Linked DNA regions of Homo sapiens: region 2 is linked to region 1. A link is an interaction called in ENCODE POLR2A ChIA-PET data of the cell type or tissue named here. Cell type or tissue: PC-3. All regions are shown on one strand.

What was found. Peaks named below come from ENCODE experiments on the same cell type or tissue, not always from the same donor. Only the 100,000 strongest peaks of a DNase experiment are listed, where the experiment ranks them.
Region 2: POLR2A ChIA-PET joins it to region 1 with 7 read pairs; 2 of 35 experiments call an interaction of 5 or more read pairs at or near these places.

The regions. Positions count from the first base shown.
Region 1 is chr5:89,113,838-89,121,837 of GRCh38, forward strand. All of the region lies in intron 4 of MEF2C-AS1 (MEF2C antisense RNA 1), which reads left to right. Among named protein-coding and RNA genes, the nearest start is that of MEF2C-AS1, 230 kb to the left of the region's middle. In PC-3, no CTCF peak of the experiment used is centred here; a DNase peak (open chromatin) is centred at 3,354.
Region 2 is chr5:88,817,234-88,825,233 of GRCh38, forward strand. MEF2C (myocyte enhancer factor 2C) reads right to left here. Exons shown (of 11, transcript NM_002397.5): 2 at 6,502-6,697. The coding sequence starts at 6,555. Among named protein-coding and RNA genes, the nearest start is that of MEF2C, 62 kb to the right of the region's middle. RefSeq lists enhancers at 2,443-2,492, 4,259-4,358 and a silencer at 7,659-7,953. In PC-3, no CTCF peak of the experiment used is centred here; no DNase peak of the experiment used is centred here.

The DNA of each region.
Region 1 (8,000 bases):
AATTCAACGTAGAAGTCTAGATGATATGAATTTTTTAAAATAGAGGATACAAGAGGATTAAATTGGTTCTTTTTACAAGTAATTGTTAACAGACATTGTTGGAGGTAAAGAGAATTCTTTTTGCTATAACAAAATACCTTTAAATTTAACTATATAAAATAGGAAACATTGGGCATCAGAAAAGATAGTTTTACAAAGGATTGATCAAGTTGATAGTCTACTAATGGATTTTACTGAGATAGTGCTCCTTAAACACTGTTTTCTGAGAATGTGGGGTTATATTTTCCATTGATAGTGATAGGAATTGATGGATAAATAGAATACATTATGAATCTGAAATCAATGTACAATGGAATGGCAATTAAAAAAATAGCTATCATATACCCTACGTAATCAAGCCTTAGCTGAGGCCATGATTTCAAAATATTTTTTAACCTTTTCTGAAGACAATTATAAACATATATTGTGGCATAATTAAATTTCAGTTTAACAAATTCATCAGTCATTTTGGTATTATGATAAGAATTATAAATCTCATAGCTTCGTGCAAAAATTATTCATCAGTCCTATAAAGCAATTGGTATTAAAGAGTTGGTATTAAAGGCGACCTTTGAAACATTAATACCTATTCTGCTTGATTTTCACCCTTTGTAAATTCTTATAACCAATTTGTAGAAATATGTGGAAAACATTTGTAATATGAAATCAACTATTAATTATTTAGAGAATGGTATCCAATTTGTGAAATATCTAGTAACTACCTTCTGGTTGGCCACTGTGTTGCCATTTTATCATCTTACAAATACCTATCAGAGAGAAAGCAAACCAAAGTAAACCAAATAAACCAAAAATAAAGCAAACCCAAACCTGCTTAGTTTTGTTGGTATTTAATTGTTTTAAGAAAAATTTGATTTGGAAAGATGGAAATTGAGATTTTGACTTAATAACTGGATTTTAATTTTATCCGGCTTTTGTTGATATTATGGAGGTGGTGTAAGAAGTGATTTATGGCTGTGTATGGATGTGTGTGTGTGTGTGTGTGTGTGTGTGTGTGTATGTATGTAACTGAAAACACTGCCACGCAAATAAAGCTGAAATAGGAAAAATAATAGAGCATAAGCAAATACTTTTCCCAAAATTAACACATTAAATCTGATCAGCAACCACAGTGATGGAAAGAGGCCATTGCTATTCTCGACTAGTAAGGAAAAGAAACCAAACCAAGGAGATAGGGTTTATTGCCAAATATAAAACTAATTTTAAGACAAAATGCTAGTAAAATTATGCCAAACAGTTTTTTAAAAGAAAATTGAATATTGACTAGAATTTTAAGTGGTGTTTTGTTTAATGAAATCTCAGTGTTAATAAGTTTCTTTTTTAAACAAAAACAAAAACAAAACAAAAAACAAACAAAAGACAGCAAGATCTTTTGAGTTTGGTTTCCTACCAGGTTAGCCTTGAGAGACAGGTTGGCCATAGGGGCTTAACTGTTCTAGCCTCCATCTTTGTGATGTAATTGTTTTGAGTCTCTAGGAGAATATGTGAGAAATACAGGAGAGCAGATCTATAAAGTACACTTTGTTCTCTCCAGTGGATCCTTAAGGTTTCATGATTTCACCTCTTCATTATCACTTGTTTGACTTTATCATCAAGATTAATTTGTTCTTCCAAATGGATTATTCAAGTTTATTTTAAAAATCTGTGTATTTTCCTTTTCTGTAGATTCTCCAAAATAGCTATAAGAGAAGGGCCACTAAAAGGCTTCAATTTTGCTGAATTGTTGGCATCTGAGTTATGTGACTTATTTGCACAGGGAAATATGTTGGGTTTTCAGGAGAATTCATGGCTTGTCTTTTTTTTTAACTGCCTAGTAAGACTTGCAATGTGACATTTGACTTTGAAAAAAGATACTGCACTAACAATTTTAAATTGATTAGTATGTACACAGCTACTTCTAATTTTTTGGACAAAAGAAAGGAGTACAATCTTTGGCTTTGAAATCATACTATTTGAAGTGATACATTTAGACTTGATACAAAATACAGAAATGTTTTTAATTCCATACTTCTCTAAACTGCTTGGACCAAAATATATTGTTCTTTTTTTTTTTAATTGATTATCTATAGAGTGAGTGGGGAGAATATGACATTGTGGCTAATTATTCATTAGCTGTCTTATTTTTTCCTGGAAAATTCTATGTATGACAGGAACTAATAATTAAAAAATAAAATTCGAAGTAAATAGAAGAAAAGATTAATTTGTTTTGTGCCACATATGGGCATAGTTGTGGGTTACTGTTGTAGGGACACAGCTCTTGAAAAATGTATTCATTGTTCCTCAATATTTTAATTGGATTATTTATATTTATTTACATAAATAAAAAATTACCCTTTTATAAAAAAATTCATAGCAAAATATGATAATACCATTGTTCAACTTTTGTAAAACAGAATTATGCTATATAACTGTTTCAGTTACAAGTCTAATTTATAAATCTCTCTGAAATATTTATGTTACTTAATGAATAGATCACAGAAAGGTTTCCTAAAACATTTCCCATTGATTTTTAACCTAAGTTACTTCATATTTTATTTTGGGTGGTCTCCAATTACAAATTCATTTGTAAGTTGTTGTTTTGTAAAACAATTTAATCCTGGCATGTAACTTAATTCAGAATTCAATCAGGCTGATTCTATAATATGTTAAAGAGAAAGTACACCGATATGACAAATATGACTTTTACAGAAAAAATTTAGGATCTGTCCTTGGAAGGAACTCTACTGCTTTATAGGTGTAGAAAGTGAGAGCTGACAAGAAATTCCTCTGGATCTTAGGAAAACAAACGAACCATAAAAAGTATTATACTTATAACTATTATGTATCATTCCGACAATTTAGTACAGCATTATAAGAAAGATGACATATCAGCCAATCTCATTTTTAATCCAATTATATTTAAGAAAGCAGAGCACATACATATAGCTGTACAGCAAGCAGTAAAAAGGAGAGAACTGTGTTTCTCTCATGCACACACATATTTGAATGGACATAAACATGGGAATAATAGGCACCATGGGCTACTAGACTGGGGAGGGAGGGTGGGTATGGGTTGAAAAACTACCTATTGTTTACTATATTCATTACTTGGGTGATAGGATCTGGACCCCAAACCTCAGCATGACCCAATATACCAAGCCTGTATATGTACCCTTTTATCTAAAATAAAAGTTGAATTGTTTTTTAAAAGAAAGGAAGAAAAGCCTCATGGTAATTTTAGTTTGCTGATCATAGTTTTAACTATGAGTAGTGGAAGGGTGTGGAGCCTGGGGGTGGATCACATCTTGTGGTTGTCTTTACCACAGTCAGCTCAGGGGGCAGGGACTGGGAGGGCAGGATGGTACATAGACCCTGGAAGCTAGCCAGCCATGGCCATTAATTAACTTGAATGACTACATTTCAGAATTTGTGAGGTACAAAGTACTTTAAGTTTCTGAGAAAATGAAGACTTTAAAATCTTCTACAGTTTTCCAATCTGCTCATTAAGTATTCACATTTATAGGCAGTTCAACCCTATCTGTGAAAGAGAAAAATTTTCTAAATATTGAAAAGTGGCTTGGTGTTAGTGAAACTATAATACACAGTAAAGACCACAGTGTGAATAGTTTAAAGTGACCAAAAAGAGAATCGAAAGAATTGAACCCCTGACCTTAACCAGATTGAGTAGATATTATCTCATAAGAAAGGAAATGAATTTGCAGATGACTTCCCAATATACTGGATTACAGAGTGTCTCACAAATCCCTTACTCAGGTAAAAGAGTGATCGTGGTGACTGACAATAATGTTCCTCATTTGAAGGAAGGTCTCCCTGAGTTGAAAACAAAATCATCTGGCAAAATAGGGTGATAGTCTTATTTTAAGACAACAGAATTCAGTGTGATACTTCTGTTAAAAAAAATTGTAGAATGCACTTAATACCTCAAATTGAATGAATTGCATGGTAATAATTATCTCTCTATGTATTCTAGCCAGTTAGTGAAAATGATTCCTTTATAGACAGGCTAATTGGATTATACATAGAACAATTCAAGATATCTAAAACTATTAGGCTATCGATCAATTGATATGACTCCTGATACTTGAAATAAGTAAAATTGCCAAAGTCAAAGCCAAAGCCATTTTGGCTGCTTCTCCAACTGTGAAAGTCATTAAAATAAAATTATCTCAAGACCCAATTACTTCATGGATGTATTTTAATGGTTATTGTTTTGTTAATCATTTTATTGCAATTAAAAGCTTGCTAAATAGTTCTTTTTAAGTGTCCCAACATTTTTCTTAAACTTGGGTGATTCTGCAATGGAGGTTTTTTGTAGATCAGTGCCTAATCTGTCCACTTTTTATCCTATACATCAATATCATTGTGGAAAAAAAGATTCTATTTTTTCTTGGTTTAGATGGAAAATTTAAATACCAATGTCAGATGACAAAACACTTAATCAATAGGCAGTTTATGTCTTTACAGTGAAAGAAATCCCAGGGCAAAATAAAGGAAAATGGGGGACTATTTTGAAACCTTGAGGGTAATAGCCAGCTAACAATGGTTGGAGTTAAAGCTTGGTCGTGGTAAAACATGCTTCTAGGTGCCATGTTCCAGGAAAGGTGGAGAGATAGTTGGTGTGAGATAGGCAAAGAGGGTGTGAATTTCAAAGACTAGCTTTCTTATGAACAAAAACATCGTAGTTCTCAAACATAGATTTCATCTTTTATTTATTCAATAAACTTTCATTGAACATTTACTACATACCAAGAAATTCATATGTGATACAACCCAAAGGTGATTTAGACAGATATGTGACTTTAAAGAACTCTTCCTCCTGAAAGGAAATAAACAGTCATGTGCAATGCAATAAATATGATAGTAGGAATATGAACAAAGTAGTAATTTATCAAATAGAGCTGTTTTCAGGATGCATACGGCATCGAAAATCCTTAACAAGAAAAATGTATTTTCCCTGATTGAAAAAAGAGTGTCACTATGTATTGGTAGTTATATTTCACAGGGAGTAAGAGTGTGGGAATTTTCAGGGAAGTGGATGGAGTGGGAATTTTCAGGGAAGTGGATGTATTTTAGGCAACATATAAGGTAGAAAAGTGCATTGTACATCTCCAGAGAAGGAAGGGAATGGGGGAAATGGGGAAGATGGGAGGGGAGTCCAGGAAGATGTGAGTCTGAAAGGCTGGGTCACTAAGGGCATTGTTCCTTATTTCTAAGGAGATTCAGATTGGTACTATAGGCAAGTGGAAATCATTGGAGAATTTTAACTTTGAGTGCATGGTCAGAATTTTGTTCTGGGAAAATCATTCCTACGGCAATTAGAAGATGAGTGGAGGCTGGTAACAGGGAATTAGGAGGTTATGACAGATGATGAGAGTCTTTACCTGGGAAGATGAAGAGGAATTGGAAATAGATGAAAAGTTAAGAGTAAAATGATGGTGATGAATGAAAAGATTTAACTAGCACTTATAGGGTAGCATTGAGAGTAGGGATATGAGAGGATCTTAAGGTTTTTAGCAAGGGAACTGGATGGGTAATAGTAACTAACTTCTCAGTGTTTATGTACAAACAGCAAATCTATTCAGATGTGTATACCCCCTTGTTTTCTGTAAAAATATAGCCAGGGTTATATCTTCAGATAGTCTGTGGCAGTATGTATTCTTGGGGAAATTTACTCTGATATATATTTGGAGGACAGTTGTCAAAATAAAAATATCAGGCAACTTACACTGTAACACTATAATTTATCAACTTTCTTCAATCTGTAAATCAACTTCCTCTCTGTCTCTCTCTCTCTCTCTCCCTCTCAGTTTCTCTCACTCCCTGTGATATATAACTACCAATACATAGTGGCACTGTCTTTTTTTTTATCAGGGGAAAATACACTTTTCTTGTTAAGGATTTTAGATGCCGTATGCATCCTTAAAATGCTTTTGGGAGAAAGGAGCTGTGTAAGTCTTGCATTATTTCATTAAAAATTATGAGTCAACAGGGCAGAATGTATTCTACAGTTTATGCCTGCCTGTGAACATTAGAACAAATCTCCCAGGTCAGGATTTGGTGGTGGAGTGTGGGAATTTTCCATGCCTTTTAGCATTGATGCCTATGACTTTTAGTCCAAGTTATCAGTTCAAAATGAATGGGAGCCATTTCCTATTCATTTTGTGAAGTGTGGACAGTGGTTTTGATAAATGAACAAGGCTTTGGATAATTTGAGTAAAATCCTTTTCTAGGTAACACCTTGTGCACTATAGAGACTAAAAAGAATGACGTTTTAGATAAAGGAAAAATGTGCATGTGAAGCCTATTGATAGAAAATTCTTTTGGTTATGTTCTGAATCTAAATCTGTAATCATAATAAAGAAATACATCTGTAGGCCTAGGAAGAGGGAAGGGAAAGGAGGAAAAAGGAGCCAAAATAAATGTTATTGGCAGTACAATAATGTTTTCTGATCATAGATTTTAATAAGAAGCCAAGATGTCTCAATGTAAGTTAAAAATGTAACATCAACTTTGTAGAGGGGAATTAGGAAGAATACATACACAAACACACACACACACACTCACACACTACATCATTACAATGACCTTGAAGTCACAATATTAAAGGAAAAAGATAAAAGAAAGCTGGAAAAACTGGAAGAGCGCTTACTATTCTGCGCGCAGAAAATATTTAATTTAAACACTCTAAGAAATTACGTCCAAAGAATCATTATCCCAGGAAACATCTATAGAATGAATGTATTTCGAGATCTTCATTACAGTTTAATTTGCATAGATATTTTGGGGAACTCTAGGACTCTAAGTGTGTCCCTAGGATTTTATTTGCAGAAATGAAGTAAACTATGGATAAGCTTTTCTCAAGTCTTAAATACTAGGTTTGAGACTGCACGAAAGAAGCATAATAGACTCCACTCAGGCACACTCAGGGAGAATATCAAGATAGAGTGTGACACTTTACCCACTGTTAAGGAAGAGACTGAGAGCTTGAATGCTGACTCAGGGAATGGGGAAAGAGTGCTTGCTTCCTCAGTGTGGCAATAAGGGAATTGGGCAAGTTCAGCTTGCTGGCAGAACTATGTTACACTGCAAAGCATGAGACGGGTTCAATGGAGCGAGTCTGAGCAACCCTTTAGGGCAGGGTATCCCAAACTTACCTGACTACTGAAACATGTTTAAGTTACAATGCATTAATGGAATACCAACAGAAGTGACAGGACATATTGCATACTTTGATCAAAGAAGACCTCAAACATGACCGGTCTTATATCTGATTTAAAAGCTGCAAAAAAGGGGCAAAACTTATTCATATGTGTGCTGTAGCTTTATAGCACCACCAACCAGATAATTTATTTTATTTCATTAATAACAAGAAACCTAATTATTTCAAGCTTAAGTATAATAAAATATCAAAACATTTTTATCAGGACAGTATATTAAAAATTATTTTTATAGCATATTCACTTAATATTGTTATATAATATGAAATCTTATTTTACATAGGAACTGTGTAGAAAAAAGAGAATAGGAATTGTATATTTTGCAACATTTGGGTAATCTTAGATGGACTGCTCTAAGAATTACTTCAAAGACAGGAAAAAATGAGATCCATCAACTTAATTTTGAAATATTCCAAATTTTACTTGTTGACGTGTTTTATTTAGACACAATTTGAAAACGATATGACTCTTCTTTTGTTTAATTCCCTCCTTTTTCAATTGTAGTTCATGGTAAATGGGATCATGAGGTATACATTTTTCATATGTGACAAACATTAAAACTATACAGTATTTTACAGTTGTAAAATGCTACTAAAAACCAATCATCTTCAAATAGACAATACATGTCAACCTGAGGGTTAAGTGGTAAATACTGCATCAAGGTGTAGATTAAAAGTCATAAAGTCGCTCTTGTGACTTCTGGGTGTGCTGGTGTGCATTTCTTTC
Region 2 (8,000 bases), 300 kb before region 1:
GAACTGTAATTAACTTGATGAAAACCAGGAAAAAGTAAGGAGTAAAATTTTTTCTTTTTAAAGAGTCACTTGAGGGAATCTATACATCTCTTTTTATTTTTCAGTTTAGTGTCGAATAGACCAGATTTAGTTTGAAAACACATCAGTATGTAGAAACTGTCAGAAGCTGCATCTACACTGAACACATTTTTCCAGCTTTTTTCCTAGTTCATCTTATATAATTTATAATTCATATGAAGAGACTGAGATGGGGACATAAGAAGAGGGAAAGTTAGAAAATGTAACAGCTATGAACTCTGAATTCTTTTAGTCATAAGGGGATTCTCCTGTTCTATTAACAGAATGTTGCAAATTGTCTTTAGTTTGTGCTCCAGTTATTGCACTGATAATTACATGAAGTTTTGTTTGCTGGCAAAAACTATTAGTGTGCCAGATCTGATGAAAGAAAAGAAAACTTAAGGCATTTAAATATATTTCTTTCTTAACTTACTATTTTAAGCCCTAACTGTGTTATCTGACAAATATTTAAATGTCTTTTTATAACAAGTTGCACAAATAAATTTGGGCTTACCTCTCCTATCCTTTCAAAGTAGGAAAGCTGAAATTTTCAAATACAAACATACAAGTAAATAGGTTTAGGCTAAGCATGCCTAATTTTTATATATCTTTCTTCCTAATATAACAGATTTCTAAATATATTGTTTGTAGAAAGAGTCATATAAGGACAATATTCATTTAAAAACTGTTAAAGGACCCAAAATTACAGCTAAATAAGACAAATGCATTCAAGTGTTCTATCCCACCAAAGGATGACTACAGTTAATATATCTTACAGTTTGAAATAGCTAGAAGGAGGATATTGGAGGTTTCCAAGACAAAGAAATGATAAATGTTTGAGATGATGGATATGCTAACTACCCTGATTTGATCACTATACATTATACATATTAAAACATCACTGTGCACCCTATGAATACGTACAATTATTTGTTAATTTAAAAAATTTTAAACACAAAAGAAATGAAACAAGCACCCCCAAAACCATCTGTTCATAAAAACCAGTTTGTTGTTGAACTTTTTAAACCTTTGCATATATATGTTACTGTAAAATACAATAAAAGTGTCACAGAAAAAAATCTGTTTCAGGAGCATGATTAAAAATTGGTACCATGTGAAAGAGGGTAAGACTGCCTAACTGATGGAGGTATTTCAAGGGTAAAAAAAAAATGCCGACGGAGAGACTGAAACTGTAGTGTTAGCATAAGCTAGAAGCTGGTAGTGATAAAAATGGTGAGGAGTAGTTAAAAATAATTTGGTCAGTAACATATATTTGAAAACAGGTCCCACAAGCATAACATTTAGGAAACGACTTCTCCCCATCCTTGTCATAAATCCTCTGCAAACGTCCTGTGTGATCTTTCCTTCTTGTCCACAAACTATCCTCTCTGCATCAGCTCACTCCTGCTCTGGTATCATTCTCTAGCCCCTTGTTGGCTTCTGAAGGCTCCTTTGTGCTCCTGCTCTACCTGTTCCACTTTTCCATCCATCTCCTCAATACCCTTTTAAAATAAAACCCTCATGAAATGAAGGTTTAGGTAACATTCTTTATTGTGCTACACAGTACAAGAGTTGTTTTGATAGAAATCACATTAACTATAATAGCTAATGGTTCAAAGAGCCTGAGTCTTAATAGGAATAGCTAATAGGTAAATTTATTGAGCACTTATTATTTGGTGGGTGCTTTACATTTATTGCTTCATTTAATTGTCTTAAAGACCTAATGAGAAAGGTACTAACTTTTTTTCATCCTCACTCTAGTGATGAGGGTACTGCTGAAGCTCAGAGGGTCTAAGTAACTTGCTAGAGGGTCACATAGCTAGTAAGTGGCAGAACTGGGACAAGAACGAAGTTTGTGTGTCTCTAAAAACTATGCCTCTTAGCCATTTGATTATACTGGATGCAGTATAATTGGGAAAAGTAATGACACAAAACCATGCTCTTAGTTATTATATTACACTAGATGCATCATGACATAATTTTAAAAAGCATAATTTGTTTCGTGTTGAATATGAGAGATCCGGGCTCAGATCTTGGTCACTTCCCAGTTTTAACTGTACAATCTTGAGCCAGTTATTTAGAACTTAACAGGACCTTCAAAGCTTTGCGATATCTGGGTCCTGTCTAACATCCAATCTTTTCTCTCATTTCTCTACAGTCATACACCAGGCTTAAGTCCCACTGATCTTCCTTCAGCTCCTCAGTCAAGCTCTTTCCTCTCTTAAGGAACTTTGCAAATACTGCTTCTGGAATGCTGTCACCTGCCTAACTCTGAATCATCTTTTAGCTCATCTTTTAGCACTTCCTCAGGCCTTTCTCCAACCCTGATGTAAATAAAGTACCTCCTATTATTCTTTCATAGCACATATAAGTGAAATTTTTGTTATATATTTTTATATTTCATGTCTGTTTAACTCAATCAGGGGTCCATAAACTGTAGCCTACAAGTGAAATCCAAACGCCCTGTTTTTGTCAGTAAAGCTTTATTGGAGCACAGCCACACAGGTTCATTTACATACTGCATACGGCTTTCAGACTACTAGGGCAGAGCTGAGTAGTTGAGACAAAAACTATATGGCTCACAAGGCTAAAAATATTTGCTATGTGGTCCTTTACAGGAAAGCTCGCTGAACCCCTAAAGCAGAGGATAAGCTGGATGAGATTCTTGTTCACCACTGAATACTTGGTGTTAGGTACACTGCAGTCTAGTAATATTTGTTGATTTCACAGATAAATGAATTATTCAGCCATAAAATGGGACTTATTAATAAAAATTATTTGTAATTATATATATATATATAGTTCTTGGCACATAATTGGTAACTACTTTTATTAGGTTGTCTGAAAATTTCTGTAAGATAAATTAACAATTCATAATGTTATTTTTACATACTTGCTTAAGAAATCCATGTTGTCTAAGCTTGAAACTAAGAAAGAAATAGTTTTTGTAAACTTGGAAATGCCAAAAAATTTTTTTAAATAAAAAAGCTGTCAATTTTTATTCTCACCTAAACTATTTTACGTATTGATGTTTCTGAATTTGAGCTGTCAATTTTTATTCTCACCTAAACTATTTCATGTATTGATGTTTCTGAATTTGAGCTGTTCCCTACTTCCATTATGAAAGACAGCTAAAGTAAAGGTAAAATTCAATTTAAACAGCCATTCTATTTCACAACAGTTTTATTTCTTAATGATATACAACTTATAACATCAGTGCTGTAATATTTCATTTCACACTTGAAGTCAGTATTTCTTTTTCTGGAAAAAACATAACTTATTCTGTGTATAGCTAAATAAACAAGTGCAATGGCAGAGCAGTCTTTGACAACTTTTAAGAAAAGATGACAGTGAGCCATTGCATGAGGTTCTACTGGACAGTCTACAGTGGGGCAGCTTCAAAGAGGGCAAAGCATTTTTCTTTGCAACATGTGAATACACAGTTGAAAGAAAGCCCAGGTTACGGGTGCCTCTACACAGTATGATATGCTGTTTCGGATTTGCTGGTTTTGTTTATTAGAAGTGACCTACATAATTTAGGCTCTTTCCCAAATGACTCTTACAACTGCTCTCATAGTAGGTGAGAGGTGCACAAGACAAGCATTTATATGTAAGATGTTTGAAATTGTCAACAGCCTCTAAAATAATCACTGAAATATATATTAAAACATGGTGGATTTCAAGTTTACTAATTCTGTTTAAAAGTATTGAACTTACAGGCCTACTGTATCTAAAGACTGGAGAAAAGAATAAATATACCCTAAATTCTAAAGAATAAAATCAAGAAATCTGTCTTCAGAATTTAAAAAAATGATAAGTCAAACTAAGCTGAATTTAAATAAGTTTTCTTCTTCTAAAGTTATTATGACTTCTAACCTGGATGAGGGTAACAGCCACTGTAGCTGCAACTATATATAAAAAAAGAAAAGATATTCAATTATTAGCTCAAAAGTGCGACATTAAGATTCTTTGTTTGTTTGTTTTTTGTTTTTTTGAGACAGGGTCTCACTCTGTTGCCCAGGTTGAAGTGTAGTAGTAACATGATCACGGCTCACTGCAGTTTTGACATCTCGGGTCCTAGTGGTCCCCAAGTGGTTGGGAACACAGGTGCATGCCACTACCACACCCAGTTAATTTTTTTTTAACTTTTTAAAATAAGAGATTGCATCTCCTTATGTTGCCCAGGCTGGTCTTGAACTCCTGGGCTCCAGTGATCTGCATCTCAAAGTGTTGGGATTACAAGCATGAACTACCACTCCCGGCTTTAAAATTATTGTATCCCTAGAAATCCTGTCATTTGTTACAACATGAGTGAAACTAACTGGAGGACATTATGTTAAGTGAAATAAGCCAGGCACAGAAGGACACATTTTGCATGTTCTCACTCGTGTGGGAGCTAAACTTTTTTTTTTTAAAAATTGAACTCACTGAGATAGAGAGTAGACTGATGGTTACTATAGGCTGGGAAGGGTAGCTGGGCATGGAGTGGGGAGGGGATAAAGTGGGGATGTTTAATGGATACAAAAATAGGTAAAATGAATAAGATCTAGAATTTGGTAGTACATAGGGTGACTACAGTTAACAAGAATTTATCATATATTTGAAAGTAATTAAAAGAGTAGAATTGGAATGTTCCTAATACAAAGAAATGATAAATGCTTGAGGTAGGTATACCTCAATTACCCTGATTTTGATCACTGCACATTGTATACCTGTATCAAAACATCACATGTATTCCATATTATATACAACTATTATGTACCCATAATTAAAAATAGAAATTAAAAAATCTTGTATCCCTGTTTTTTCTAATAAAGCATAATAAAAGCTCATGAATTCAACCTGCAAAAATTTTCTTCTAACTTTGCAAGCAAAAGAAGATATAATGAATATCATAAACCTAAAAATTATCTGGTATTGGTAATAAAGTGCAAATGCTAATTCATATGTTTTTGACTATACTCAAAATAGGTTCTGGTCCAAATAACAAGGTCCAAACAGTGTTACATGACATTCAATATTTCAGTCTTAATTTCAATTTCAAGCTATAGGCCAATTAAAAAATAGCGGTTTTCTATTGACACAATGATTGCTCTTTGGCTTGATCCACAGCAAGAAACGATGTGCATGAAAACACTAAAGGAATCCACCATAAATCTTAGTATTATTCACCCTCTAGCTAAACATGCAGCCAAAAATAGTTCAAGTTGTGTGTACCTGAAAATATATAATAATTTAGAGGAGTATAAACTTGAAAACCTAAAAGTTTCTCTACTTTTTAATGGCGTACTGACTTTGATGCAAGAAATAATTAATTCCTATTCATTATAGTTTACACATGAAACAACATTACATTTAAAAAAATGAATCAATCAGTTCTAGTCCTATTTGTATGTCCAAGAAGACAAAACAGGACAATAGAGGACATGAGTGTCTACATTTGTGGGGAAATTACAGTCTGGTGGTTGTCCCCAGGGCTACTGTGTAGCCTTCTTCAGTGTAACCGAAAAGTAGGCAAAACACTCTTCTCTTCCACAGTCCAGAAACGTCTTCTCTGCAGGTTCCATGATCCATATGAGATGGTTGGGACCCAGCAGTACTATAATTTCTCCCAGGACCATTATTTGATATTTAACGTTATACAAACTACCCAGCTGTCCTTACATAGCCTAACTAAATCCACTCTCCCCTAGTGTGAAGAAAAATAGAGTCAAATTGCAGGCATTCATGATATACAAGTCTTTAATGCCAAACTGAGCATTTGAATGTGTAAAGTCTTCACAACAGATTAATTGTATCACACAGACATTATCATTGGCATTCTAGAAAAAAATTATAACACCATCTGCCTCTATGTTTATCAAATTCAGATTTAAAATGGTATGAATTAACCGATAGTCCTTGCCTATATGTTTTAAGTTATTAATATCTTGTGTGGGTGTTTTCTTTGTTGTTGTTGTCAGCACAATGTTAAAATGTTTGGATGTGTTTCAAAATCTCATTTACTATGAATAAAATGAAAGCCATTTTCATACAGGATATTTATCCTATATTATAAACCTTTAAGTGAATGACCACAAAAGGTCTAGTTCCCATGAATATAAGAATATCTTTGTTTGATGATGCGTGCAATGTAGCAATGTTATGCTGATTAACTCTTAATTATCAAGCTATTCATGTCACACAACTACACTTCCCATTTCAAATTTGTGTTGAAGTAAAAAGTGAATAATGACAAATGTGTAAACTATGTTTCTGACAGATAAAGTGATTTTTTTCTCCTTTATATATAAGAGACTATCAGCACTTTAACTGGTCACATTTAATTAACCCAAACTTCTCTTAATAGATATTTACAGATTCAAGATATTTTCTGTACCCTTAACATATGTGGAGAAAATATAATTAATAAATAATGATACAAAAAAAGTTTACTCCACTCACCTGTCTGTTACGTTCATCCATAATCCTCGTAATCTGAATCTTTTTTCTCCCCATAGTCCCCGTTTTTCTTCTCTCTCTCGTCCCTGAAATTATGTATTTTTTCCTTCCTTTTCTTTCTCTTTCCTGTTTCCTCCAAACAAATCTCCTTCTTCAGCACTTGCACAGCTCAGTTCCCAAATTCCTGCATTCGTTCCTGCTGAACAAAAAAGAAAAATTAAATACCACTCTAACAGCAAGTCAGTTTCATAAGAACTATCATATTCTAATTTTATCAAGGAAATAAACTATATGGAGCTAAAGCAATAAAATGAATAAAAATAACTTTTTTGTTAAAAATATATGGTATATCACAGACAGGAGCAGATCAAGTAGTTTTATTTTTTAACAATTAAAATGATCTCATAAGTAATTTAACAAGTCATTTAAATGATGCAAACTATGCTTTTTTAAAGACTAACACTTGAAATGTATTTTTTTTTGTAAAAAGTTTCCTAATCTTTTTAATGAAATTAGGTGACAATTTCACCCGTTATGAAAAATTACCTAAATCAGAGAGTTAATGAACCTTTATGTACCTGTGTATGCTAAGTAGGGCAGCTAATTCATTTCTGAAGGGAAAACAATCTCCTGTTTTGACAGCAGAGGTGATAACGTCCCTCGTTATGCAAATAGGATGGACGATTATGAAAGTGCTATTTGATATATGTAAATGTCAACTAATTTAAATCTAAATCCTTTAATCTTACTTTAAAAAAATTATTGCTGTGAGAACACCTTAAAAATAATATGGAATATTTAATCTTAGATTACAAGCATCTATCAGCAGTGAGATCTTTTCTTTTTGAAAGCCCTTAAACTACATCTTAGATAACAAGAATCAAAAAAGATAAGCATTGACACAAAATAAATGGTGCAAAATTAAGATTATTCTTCAATTTATAACCATATTTTTTATAACAAGCCATCCTTCCTTTAAATTTAAATATTTAGAAACAGACATATCATGTCTTTGTGGAGTAAGATACAAAATTGCAGAAGCTTCACATTACATACTGGAGATCTCTGGGTCAGGAATTAAAATTAGAGAAATGATCATCAATAACATGAGATAAGCCCAAGAAACCCAGAATATTAAAAGTACATACTTTACTTGGTTTTAAATTACATCTGAAAATATTTGAACACAACGGAAGTTAATTGCTCTGAAATGTGAAAGTTAACAAGAAAGCATTCCACAATGGGTTTTTCAAGCAACAGCTCCAATTATTCTACTTCGTTTTAGGTCAATGAATGCAACAACTTTACACACTGCTCAGAATTTCCCTGTTTATTTTAGCTGGTGTCTGACAACGGACCTGATAAATTCCCACATGTATTATGTAATGCTAAGCCAATGTCCTGGCTATTTAATAGATTGTTTGGCTCCAATTCAAAGTTCTTGGAACAGGAAGGCTGTTACACATTCGGTCTGACCATTAGCTGTCTTCTGATTTCTTTAA